Linked DNA regions of Homo sapiens: region 1 is linked to region 2. A link is an interaction called in ENCODE POLR2A ChIA-PET data of the cell type or tissue named here. Cell type or tissue: Panc1. All regions are shown on one strand. Links, peaks and the distances in the headings refer to the core of each region. The heading gives the core; the rest is flanking DNA.

Region 1 (5,391 bases), core at 157-5,156, 160 kb after region 2:
TTCTCTGTTATTCATGGACATCTGCTGCATAATCAGCTGATAGAACTGAGCCCTGTGAGGTGTTTGTTTTTATTTTGTTTTGTTATTTTATTTTGTTTTGTATTTTTTTCATAGTCAAGTACTGGACTATCAGTATCAGGAGAGTCATGGAAATGTAATAGGGATTGGGAGAAAGCCTAAAATCACAAGGTAATAAGATTAATTTCAATTATTTACATATAAATCATCAGCTTTGATCCTCTGTAAGAATAGTCCATAAACTCTGGAGCAAATGAATGATACACTACATTTTAAAGAGAGTTTGGTTTATACACATATTTTATGGACCACGTCTAATATTTAACTAGGTGAGAGCCTGAATATTGTACATTACCTGTGTCAACAAATAACTGCAAAGAGTCTGCAATGAATATCTTAATTGGGTAAAGACTCAAGTGCCTGGAGCATAACCAACACCATGCTAAAAGAAGTGAAGTCTCAGGCTGGGTGCGGTGGCTCACACCTGTAATCCCAGCACTTTGGGAGGCCAAGACAGGCGGATCATGAGATCAGAAGATCGAGACCATCCTGGCTAAAACAGTGAAACCCCGTCTCTACTAAAAACACAAAAAATTAGCTGGGTGTGGTGGCACGCACCTGTAGTCCCAGCTACTTGGGAGGCTGAGGCAGGAGAATCACTTGAACCCAGGAGGCAGAGGTTGCAGTGAGCCAAGATCACACCACTGCACTCCAGCCTGGGTGACAAAGCAAGAGCAAGACTCCATCTCAAAAAAAAAAAAAAAAAAAAAAAAAAAAAAAAAAAAAAAAAAAGAAGTCTCTGCTATTGAAAATTGAAAGATAATAATGTTCTTTGAATTATTCAAATGCATCCTTACCAGTGAATTCAAAGCATTTCTATGTTGGGACCAATGTTGTTAACAATAATAATAATAATAATAGCACAATGACTATTAGTAATCACATAAACTGATCATTAAACAATTTAAATGCATTCTTATTTAACTCTCCTGACAATCTTATGAAGTTGATGCCATTACGTCCCCATTTTAAAGATGAGAAGAGGAATTAGATCATTCACTGCAAGGTAGCACAGCTGGAAACCATCAGAGGAGTTTTAAACTAAGGCCACTGGCTCCAAAGCCTAAGATCTTTGCTACTCTGCTCTACTGCCTCTTATTCTCAACTGGCCTCTGATGGGAAACCAGAAAGGCATAGTTGCCCTCTGCTAATGGGAAAACTGAGCTTAAAGGGGCAAATACTAATTCGTTCCAAATCACCACAATTTGTGGAAAGCCTGGGTTAATATGCAATTAGAAAAAGCCAGTGTCTAAAGGACAAGAATTTTCTGTATGGTTCTTACAACCTAAAAATGGTAACTAATATCTTTTTAGGACTAATTATGTGTCAGGCACTATATATTAAGTGCCTTAACCTCAAACTCTCTTAATATTCTCAACAACCTAATGAAGTAGGTCCTATTATTAAACTCATTCCACAGACAAGAAAACTGAGGCACAGGGAGAGGAAGTAACTTGCCCAAGATCACACTGCTAGCAAGTAAGGGGACTTTGTTCCAGAGTCTGTGTGCCACTGTACCCAACTCTCTTACCTTTCCACTTGTACCTTAATCACTGAGTACCAAACCTCCTGGTGAAACTTCAGGGCTTCAAAGTCCCTTATCTTCGAATGATACAGACCAAATAAATAATGCATGAGATCAGCTAATAAGAGATCATGGAAATACTGAGTAGCAGACAAAATTGAAGACAAAATTAGTAATTTTATCATGAGAATATGACCTAATCTGGAGCTACATATGGTTCAGATTGAATTCCAAATTCATGGAAATTTGACAAATTTTTCTTTTCTTTTTCTTCCTTTTTTTTCTTTCATTGTGCAGTCTATGTTGGCAAGACAAATATTACTCACTTTGTGTGTATCTGTTTGATACTATTCCCTCTCTTTTGTTCTTTCATGCCAAATTTATAATAGAACACTGCAGGTACTCAGGCAATTTTTGAAATAATTTCAAGTAGAATTCTGAAGTGAGCATGGAAAAGACCACTGTATGTACATCCTGATGAACAGGGAAGAGACCACCATATGTTCATCCTGATGCAAAAAAAAATTTACTATTTTAACAACATTGGATCATCTAAGCTGGAAACACTGGGTGGCTGAGACTATGCAATAGACTTGGCTGATGTAACAATAACAAGCCAGGTCACAACAGCTCCATGCTTTCCAACCTTCTGGGATGACTCATTTTGTCCATATGGTTATCTAACTGACCCAGCACCATTTAATGAAATGGCTACCTTTCCCCCTCTTCACTGCAGTGCTGCCTTGTCATAAATCAGGAAGCATACATGAGTTGGTCTATATCAATGCCATTCTGTATCATTAGTCATTTTGTCTATTTGTGTGCCAATATGACATTGTCTTAATTACTGTGGTTTTATAATAGGCCTTTTGAGTGTTTATTTTCTTTACTTTTATAGCTTTGTTCAAATGGCCAAGATCTCTGTTTCAACATTGAACATAAATAGTAATAGTCTTTGCCTCATTTTTGTTGTTGGGGAAAATTTTCCATATTTTACCATTAAATATGAGGGGTTTTCTTTTTGTAGATGTGCTTATCAGTTTAAACAAGCTTTCTGCTATTCATGATTTTATAAGTTTTTAAAACCATAAACAGGTGTTAAATTTTGTCACATTTTTTCTGCATTCATTAAGATGATTGCATGATTTTCTACTGTGTTGTAAATTACATTAAGTTTTTGTAAGTAAATTACTTTAAGTTTTGAATATTACTGTTAAGTAAATCACATTAAGTTTTGAATATTAATACACTCTTGGCTACATGAAATAAGCCTTGTTTAAATGGTGTATTACTCATTTTACATATTACCGAATTCACTTTTCCAATTTTTAAAAAAAATTTTGCCTCTAAGTTTATGAGTAAGATTAGTCTGTAGTATTTCTTTTTAAAATTTTCTTTTCAGGGTATGGAATCAAGTTTTGTCCCAAGCTCTCAGAAAGGAGTTAGGAAGTACTTCCTTTATTCCCCTTAGTTTCTAAAAAAAGTTTGTATAAGATTGGTCTATTTTATTCATAAATGTATGTATGAATTCACTAGTGAATCATTCCAGATCTGGGTCATTCTCATAGGAAGGTCTTATAATTACATATTTAATTCAGATTTTTAAATTTCTTCCTTTGTCAGGTTTCATAGGTTGTGATTTTTTTTTAATTTTTAAATTTTACTTTACTGGAAATTTCACTGGCATAAAGTCATTCACAATTATCCTGTTATTATTTTTAAAAGATCTGTTGCATCTGTAGTGATGTCCCTTTTCACGTTACTGATATTGGTAGCTCATGTTTTGTATTTTCCATGTGATCTTTATGGTTTTAACCTACTTTTGCCTAGGAGTGTGTCTCTGTGTGTGTGTGTGTGTGTGCGTGTGTGTGTCAGAGATAAAGAGAGAGAGAGACAGAGAGACAGAGACAGAAAGAGGGAGAGAGTAAAAGAACGGTACCCTGCTTTGGGTTTACTGAATTTATAAGTCTGCAATTTATTCCTTTTCATCAGTCCAAAAAATATTTGCATTATTTCTTTGAATACTTCACTGGTCCATTTCTACCCTTTCCTGGAAATCCAAATACAATATGTTACAATTGAATGTCTCCCATATGAATTTTCTTCTCTTTTGTTGTTGTTGTTTCTATGCTTTACCCCCTCCATTCTTCAGCTTGAATGTTTTTCTATTGGTTTGTCTTTGAGTTCACTAATCTTTTTTGTTTTGCATTGCCTAGATTGTTCTAATGGATTCCTTGTTTCAGATAATTGCATTTTTCATTTCTAGGAGGTATATTTGATGCTTATAGCTTCAAGTTGTTTATTACATTATGCATCTTTTCATTCATTTCTTTATTTTAACCATCCTTTCCTCTGTTTTACCATAGCTATAATTGTTATTTTAATATTTTTATTTACAAATTTCACTATCTGGATAAACTGAGGTTCTACTTCTCTTGCTTAATTTTTCTTTTGACTATGAGGTAAATTATCTTGTTTCTTGGTTTTTTAAATTTAAATTTTATGACAGATTTTAAAAATCTATAAATAATGACTATAATGTCATTTTTCCCCAAGGGGAATTGTTCTTTCTTTTCTTGGGAAGATAATATGAGGGGAAGGTTTTTTTATTTCATTTATTTTATTTTATTTTATTTGAGACAGGGCCTCACTCTTTCACCCAGGCTGGAGTGCAGTGGTGTGATCTTGGCTCACTGCAACCTCCGCCTCCCAGGCTCAAGCGATCCTCCCACCTCAGCCTCCTGAGTAGCTGGGACTACAGGCATGCACTACCATGCCTGGCTAGTTTTTTGTATTTTTAGTGGAGACAGGGTCTTGCCATGCTGCCCAAGCTGGTGTCAATCTCCTGAGCTCAAGCAATCTGCCTGTTTCGGCCTCCCAAAGTGCCGGGATTACAGGCATAAGCCACAGTGGCTGGCCAGGTCATTTAAATCTAATCAGTAATTGAGCTTGGTCAGAACTGGATTGTAGTTTTAGATAGATTCAGCCCACCTCTGCTATATCGCTGATCTTCTGATTGTGATCTTGGTAGATGTGTGTCTCCTCAGACCTTAAACCCTTCAATTCAATTTTTCTGAGTTTGAGCTTAACTATTTAGCCTCCAGCCCCATGTAGCTTCAATATCTGTCAAACATCTTGAGGAAGAGATGAGCCATGGTTTAAAACAGGACCTTTTATCCTAAGTACCAAGAAATTGAGCAAAATTTTACTCTCCCTTTCAGCCCCATCCTTTTTGACTGTGGCTTTACCAGGGTTTTGATGAAAAGTCTAATGAGTCTCTACTTCTTCAGTAATATAATGTGTATCTTTTGGATCCTTTAAATTAAGCCCTTTAACCTTCCACCCAAACAGGTTCATAACCTTGCAAATCTGTTGTATTTATAGAAGGATTTTGTCACCTAAGCACCCTGAACAGATAAACACCCCACTTCCTATACTGCCTCAGCACTCAGCAAATGTCCTTTGGGGTCATGTGTCTGCGCTCTTTCAGATCTCTATCTACCATTCGGAAGTTTTCAGAAGCATTATTCGTCTTGGTTTTCTGCAGTGGAATTCCTCCACCTGTGCCAAGCCTGAGCCTCAGCTTTTGCCCAAACTTGCAAATGCCCTCACAGAAGAAACAACTATTGATTGCCAGCCCTCTTAGGAAGGGCTCTTCTCTGTTTGGAATTTTACTGCATCTAGTTCTCATTGCTTCCATAGTTTTCTGATGACTTTAACAATATAATTTTCTAATTTATCCTTTTTTCTCCCTAGTTGTTTTAGTAGGAGCGAATATTTGCCAAACA
Region 2 (5,391 bases), core at 235-5,234:
CATGAGTAAATGCTTTGTGTCTTATGGTTTGAGATACACTAAGTTCTATGATCCCATGCAATTTAACTACATTTAAAGTACCTCATTGACACAACTTTATTTATACTGAAAACAACATAATCACATTATGTTAACCTTGCCTGGTTATTGTGAGGATTAAATGAGATGATGTTTGTTAAGGACTTGGCATAATGCATGTATCATTTAGCCTTTTTGGTATAACAAACCACTCCAAAACTTAGTAGATTAAAACAACAAACATGTATTATTTCTTAAGAATCTCTGGATTGTCTGGGTGGGTCTTTTGATTGGAATATTTTGGTGTAGGATGGCCTCACTCACATATCTGGTGACTGGTTTGTTTTCAGTTGGGGTAACAGGGAAGACTTGACCATTAATTTTTTACCAACCAGCAGTGTTTCCAGGAACAGTAGGATATGCTAGTACCCAATGAGTAAGTACCTTTCAAGTCTGGTAGTATCCCATTTGCTACTGCTATGATTTCACTGGCCATGGAAGGTCACATCACCAAGCCCAGAGTGAGGGTAAGAGATGACTAACTGAGAGCATTGATGCAGGGACACCAGTTATTTGGACCATGTTTGTAGACTGCCATCCATACTGCCTGACAAGTGGTATGTGTTTTATAAATGAGTTATCTTATGAATACTTTCATCCAAAAATATGTCAATAACAGAAGAAAAGACATGTTTACTAGGGATCAATGGGCTTCTGAGATAAGCTTGGAGAGCTATACATTATACTGTCTACTTTCTGAATAAACACAAACATCTCCTCCAAATATGAATGGTATAGAAACATAGGTATTTAAATGTATGCATTCAGAATAAACTGTGTTGCTGAAACATATTCAATATTTACTGCTTTAATCTAGTTCCCCTTCACTTACTGGGGACATTAAATGTAGATTAAGGACATAGACTTGGGAATGAAATTTTCTGGATTTAGATATTGGCTAACTTTATAGCAATATGAGACATAAGCAGGTACTCAATTCTTTGTTTCTCAGCATCCTCATCTGTACAATGAGAGATATTAATAGAATGTAACTCATGATTTGGATGAGAATTAATGAGTGTATGTGTGTCTAGCATTTAGGACAAAACAGCGCCTATCACAGAGTGAGCATTAACTATTAGCCGTTATTATAATTATTTACAAGTGACTCCGAATCATCTAAATGTGAATTGGATTATTCATAGATAACTGAGCATGCTTTAGTAATGTTTTCTCCATGTTTCTATTTAACATGTTTTTATATAATTAAAATTCAAATTTTAATATTAATCGATAATCTTAGTGTTCAATAATAGACTAGTAGTATTGAAAAGGAGACCTTATTTCTAAAGATCAGCTCTAGAGTAATTACCTCATTTTTAAGTTCTCACAATGATTGATTTTCTGAGAATACGGAGCTGGTGAATTGGCTGCCTAGAACTAGAATATTGGTCTTGAAACTTCTTTGGTGTAACGTATTCATTTCCTACTACATGCATTACTCATGAATGAATACATGACATGAATACATTTAATTAGTAATTGAATAAATGCAGAAACTTCAACGTTAAAATGTTTTTTTTTTTTAAGGTGTTGGTTATGGAATAATTGGGAGATGCAAAGATGGCTGCCTATACTTTGTTCTTAATTTGGGGAAGGTTTAATTGAGACCTTGAATTTAAATTTGAAAAACTTTTCATTTCAAATTTGCCATAATTTATTTTCTCTCTAATGTAGGTTTTAAACATTTTTGACCCTTCTAAGCTGACCTTTGGAATTCTTTAAAAACACACATGTAGATGTTGGGGTAGCTTGATGTCCCAGTGCCTTGGATCTTAGAAAGGAATTCATGTTGTGAAATAAATATGATCCTTGTTTTAAGTTTGTTTTGGACTTAAAGGTCATTCTGCAACAAATTAGTTCACAAAGATGACATAACAGCAAAGCAAATAGTGGCACTTGGAGCAGAATTTGAGCTTCTGAATAAAAATTCAAATTAGCCAAAATAAAATAAAATAAAAAAGTTAAATTGAAAGTGGGTGGATAGTACACATGGCCTCAGTTCCAGATGTCCCTTTTATGATTTCAAGGTGACATTCTGTGACTGACTGAAGTGCCAGGTTAAGAAGTCAGTGTCCATAAGACATTGTCAAAAATCCCAAGCACAGTCTCATACTAAAAGATCAGTTCTTTTGAAAGAGAGCTTTTCACTTGTTTTGAAGTTTCTGAACCCATGAAACCAACCAAGGTGGGGAATCTGGGCTCTTTTTCCCCCACCGTCTTTACCCCATCTGAATTGAGTGTTTCTCTAGGACTGCTTCCACAGTGAGGTAAACTCCAGGGCAGAGGGGCTGCTTTAAAGCAAATGAGGCCCTTAATTTATCATAAAAATGAAGACTAGTTGTTAAGGTTTTATTGGATTACAATAAAGGCTCCTAGCACTAGGAGTCTGTGGTTTGATTCCCGGCATCACTGGGGGAGCTTGAAATCATAACCACAGATTATAGCAATGAGCTTCCAAATTTCCATATCCTAAGCAAAGATGCTGCTTTCCTGGAGCTGATGTGGAATTACATGCTCTGTGATTTTAGGATATGTATTGGAAAATTTTCTGTTTGGATATCATTTCAGGAGGGCTGTGATTCTCCAATCACCTCTGTGGTCACAGCTTCAATGTTCTTAAAAAAAGAAAGAAAAATAATAAAGCAAAATGAAACAAAAGATGATTGTTGTAACTCCCTAGATTCTGTCCTCTTGTACAGCTCGAATGTTTTCATTAATTTTTTTTTCTTTCAGTGAGTTCAGTAAAAGTTCTTACCAGGCCATTTTAGGTTGTAGCAGTAGCTTAAGCAGATCATTTAGGTCTACCTCTCTTCCCAGACTCCGTATGATAAGATTGTGTTTTCTGCATGTTCTCACTCATAGGTGGGAATTGAACAATGAGAACACATGGACACAGGAAGGGGAACATCACACACTGGGGCCTGTTGTGGGGTGGGGGGAGGCGGGAGAGATAGCTTTAGGAGATATACCTAATGCTAAATGATGAGTTAATGGGTGCAGCACACCAACATGGCACATGTATACATATGTTACAAACCTGCACGTTGTGCACATGTACCCTAAAACTTAAAGTATAATAAAAAAAGATTGTGTTTTATCAGATAGACTCTAAAATCTGCCCTCTCTCATGTAAATTGTACATATATGTTAAAAAACACATACACAGATATAAAAATCAATCCATCTACATATATGCGTATACCATACATATAACTACAATTATATATTTAGTGATATGTATGGATATATATTTATATACTTTTTTAGCCTGGCAGAGAGACCATGTTGGAGCATATTGAAATGAAGGAATGGGTAAGTGGAAAATGTTGCAGGTGGTTCATGACTATCTGAGGCCGATGGAGTGGGTGGTAAAATAATTTACCAAGATAGTTGTAGGTAAAGAAAGATTTATTGGCCGGGCACGTTTGTGGCTCACACCTGTAATCCCAGCACTTTGGGAGGCCAAGGCAGGCGGATCATGAGGTCAGGAGATCGAGACCATCCTGGCTAACACGGTGAAACCCCGTCTCTACTAAAAATACAAAAAAAATTAGCTGGGCGTGGTGGCAGGCACCTGTAGTCCCAGCTACTTGGGAGGCTGAGGCAGGAGAATGGCATGAACCCAGGAGGCGGAGCTTGCAGTGAGCCGAGATTGTGCCACTGCACTCCAGCCTGGGTGGCAGAGCGAGACTCCATCTCAAAAAAAAAAAAAAAAAAAAGAAAAAAGAAAAAGAAAGATTTATTAAAGTATGAAAATATGTTGCAAGGGTGCAATGGGCAGATGAGTAAGAGAGGGGCTGACTGTGAGGAGACGAAGGCTTGCTGGGGATTTTATAGGATGGTGCTGTGTGCTGAAGAGGGCTTTGTGCAATACTGATAACGCCAAGGTTGCAGTGAGCTAACTTACAATTTTCTATCAGCCGTGGGTCTGGTGATAGCTGGGCGCCGGAAGATGGTGAGTTATTTGTGCAGGAGGGCATGTCCTGGACCATGAAGAAAGGCAAGACAGACTCATAGCCTATCTGCTTTCTCTTTTTGCTTTTCCTCGGTCCCACCAGCCTGACTTTTTTTTTTTTTTTTCCTAATTAGGACTCCACAGAAGATATAAAGAGATACATTTTATTTTTCTTCTTGTAAGATATATCTGATTGAACTGGTAAGGAAAAATAATGTCAATTTGAGTTTCTTTCTTTCTCAGATTCATTGGCACATATACATGTACTTAACTGAATGGGAACAAAACCTGTAAAAACTCATACACACCCATCATACTGCCTGAACCTCCTGGCTGTATTTGTTCTTCATTATCTAGCCTCAGAACTACCCCAACATTTTAGGAAGCCTTGTCTTTCTTTTCACAGTTGGAGAGAAAAGCGTTGATCTGTTTGGGAAGGAGAATCAGTGCCTAGCATTTTGTCTTTTGCCTGGTCCATTGACAGTTTGCGTTTTCTTCCTCCACTTCTGAATATGAGCAAATCATTTGGTGTTTTCTCTGCATAATTAAGGTGCTCTTTTCTAAAAAAGCATAATCACAGAAAACTCAGACTTAATAAGGAAGTATCTTATCTCACAGAAGTGGAAATCCAGAAATAGGGTCCTGGGGGTACTTTCACTAGTGGCTCAATAATGCCACCAAGGACTTTGGCTGATTGGATTTTTGTTCCCAAATTTTTATTTCTTCTCTGTAAGAGGATTAAATGTTTCTGCCTATGGTCACATGACTTGCCCTGTCCTTATGGGAAGAGGATTCTCCACTCTCTTCACTCCCCCACCAACCCCCTTAGCCCTCACCTTATTGACTTTGGGCTTAGCCCATACATAACATGCTCTGGACAGTAGGGAGACAGCAAGCATGACACATCCATGTAGAAAGTTTTCTGGAGTAGGTTGGCCCCAGTTCCCTTTGCAAGCTGCTGCCTTACGACTTCTGCCAAATGTTTCTACTCTTAAGGAAACACAGAATGAGACAGCCCCTTTCTGCCTCTGGATATTGAGAGCAGCAGGTCTCAGTAGTGGCTGCTGTTTAGCCTGGGTCTGAAATGAGAAGACACTTGGGGGTGAATGGAGGCCAGAAGTCCCACAGCCCTCACATGACAAAGGGAAAGAAAAGTGTGTAGTGTGTTGCCTTAAGCCACTAACACATTGGAGCTGTTTATGGTTGCAGGAAAAGCTAATTTTAGAATCCAATGTTCTTCCATACTTCCATCTCTGTCACTGCCAGTAAAGCCTGCTTTCTAAAGCTCATTTTCCTTGTGGTGGGAGAAGGGCAGGAGCAGATTCAAGCATCACCTCCAGATGTGACAATAGCCA

What was found. ChIA-PET counts read pairs that join two places held together with the same protein. Peaks named below come from ENCODE experiments on the same cell type or tissue, not always from the same donor. Only the 100,000 strongest peaks of a DNase experiment are listed, where the experiment ranks them.
Region 1: POLR2A ChIA-PET joins it to region 2 with 5 read pairs; 3 of 35 experiments call an interaction of 5 or more read pairs at or near these places.

What each region holds. Positions count from the first base shown.
Region 1 is chr17:69,855,321-69,860,711 of GRCh38, forward strand. The region is part of intron 4 of LINC01483 (long intergenic non-protein coding RNA 1483); the gene reads left to right. Among named protein-coding and RNA genes, the nearest start is that of LINC01497, 100 kb to the right of the region's middle. In Panc1, for the core only: no CTCF peak of the experiment used is centred there; a DNase peak (open chromatin) is centred at 2,251; H3K27ac peaks cover 2,185 bases.
Region 2 is chr17:69,691,881-69,697,271 of GRCh38, forward strand. All of the region lies in intron 3 of LINC01483 (long intergenic non-protein coding RNA 1483), which reads left to right. Among named protein-coding and RNA genes, the nearest start is that of LINC01483, 100 kb to the left of the region's middle. In Panc1, for the core only: no CTCF peak of the experiment used is centred there; no DNase peak of the experiment used is centred there.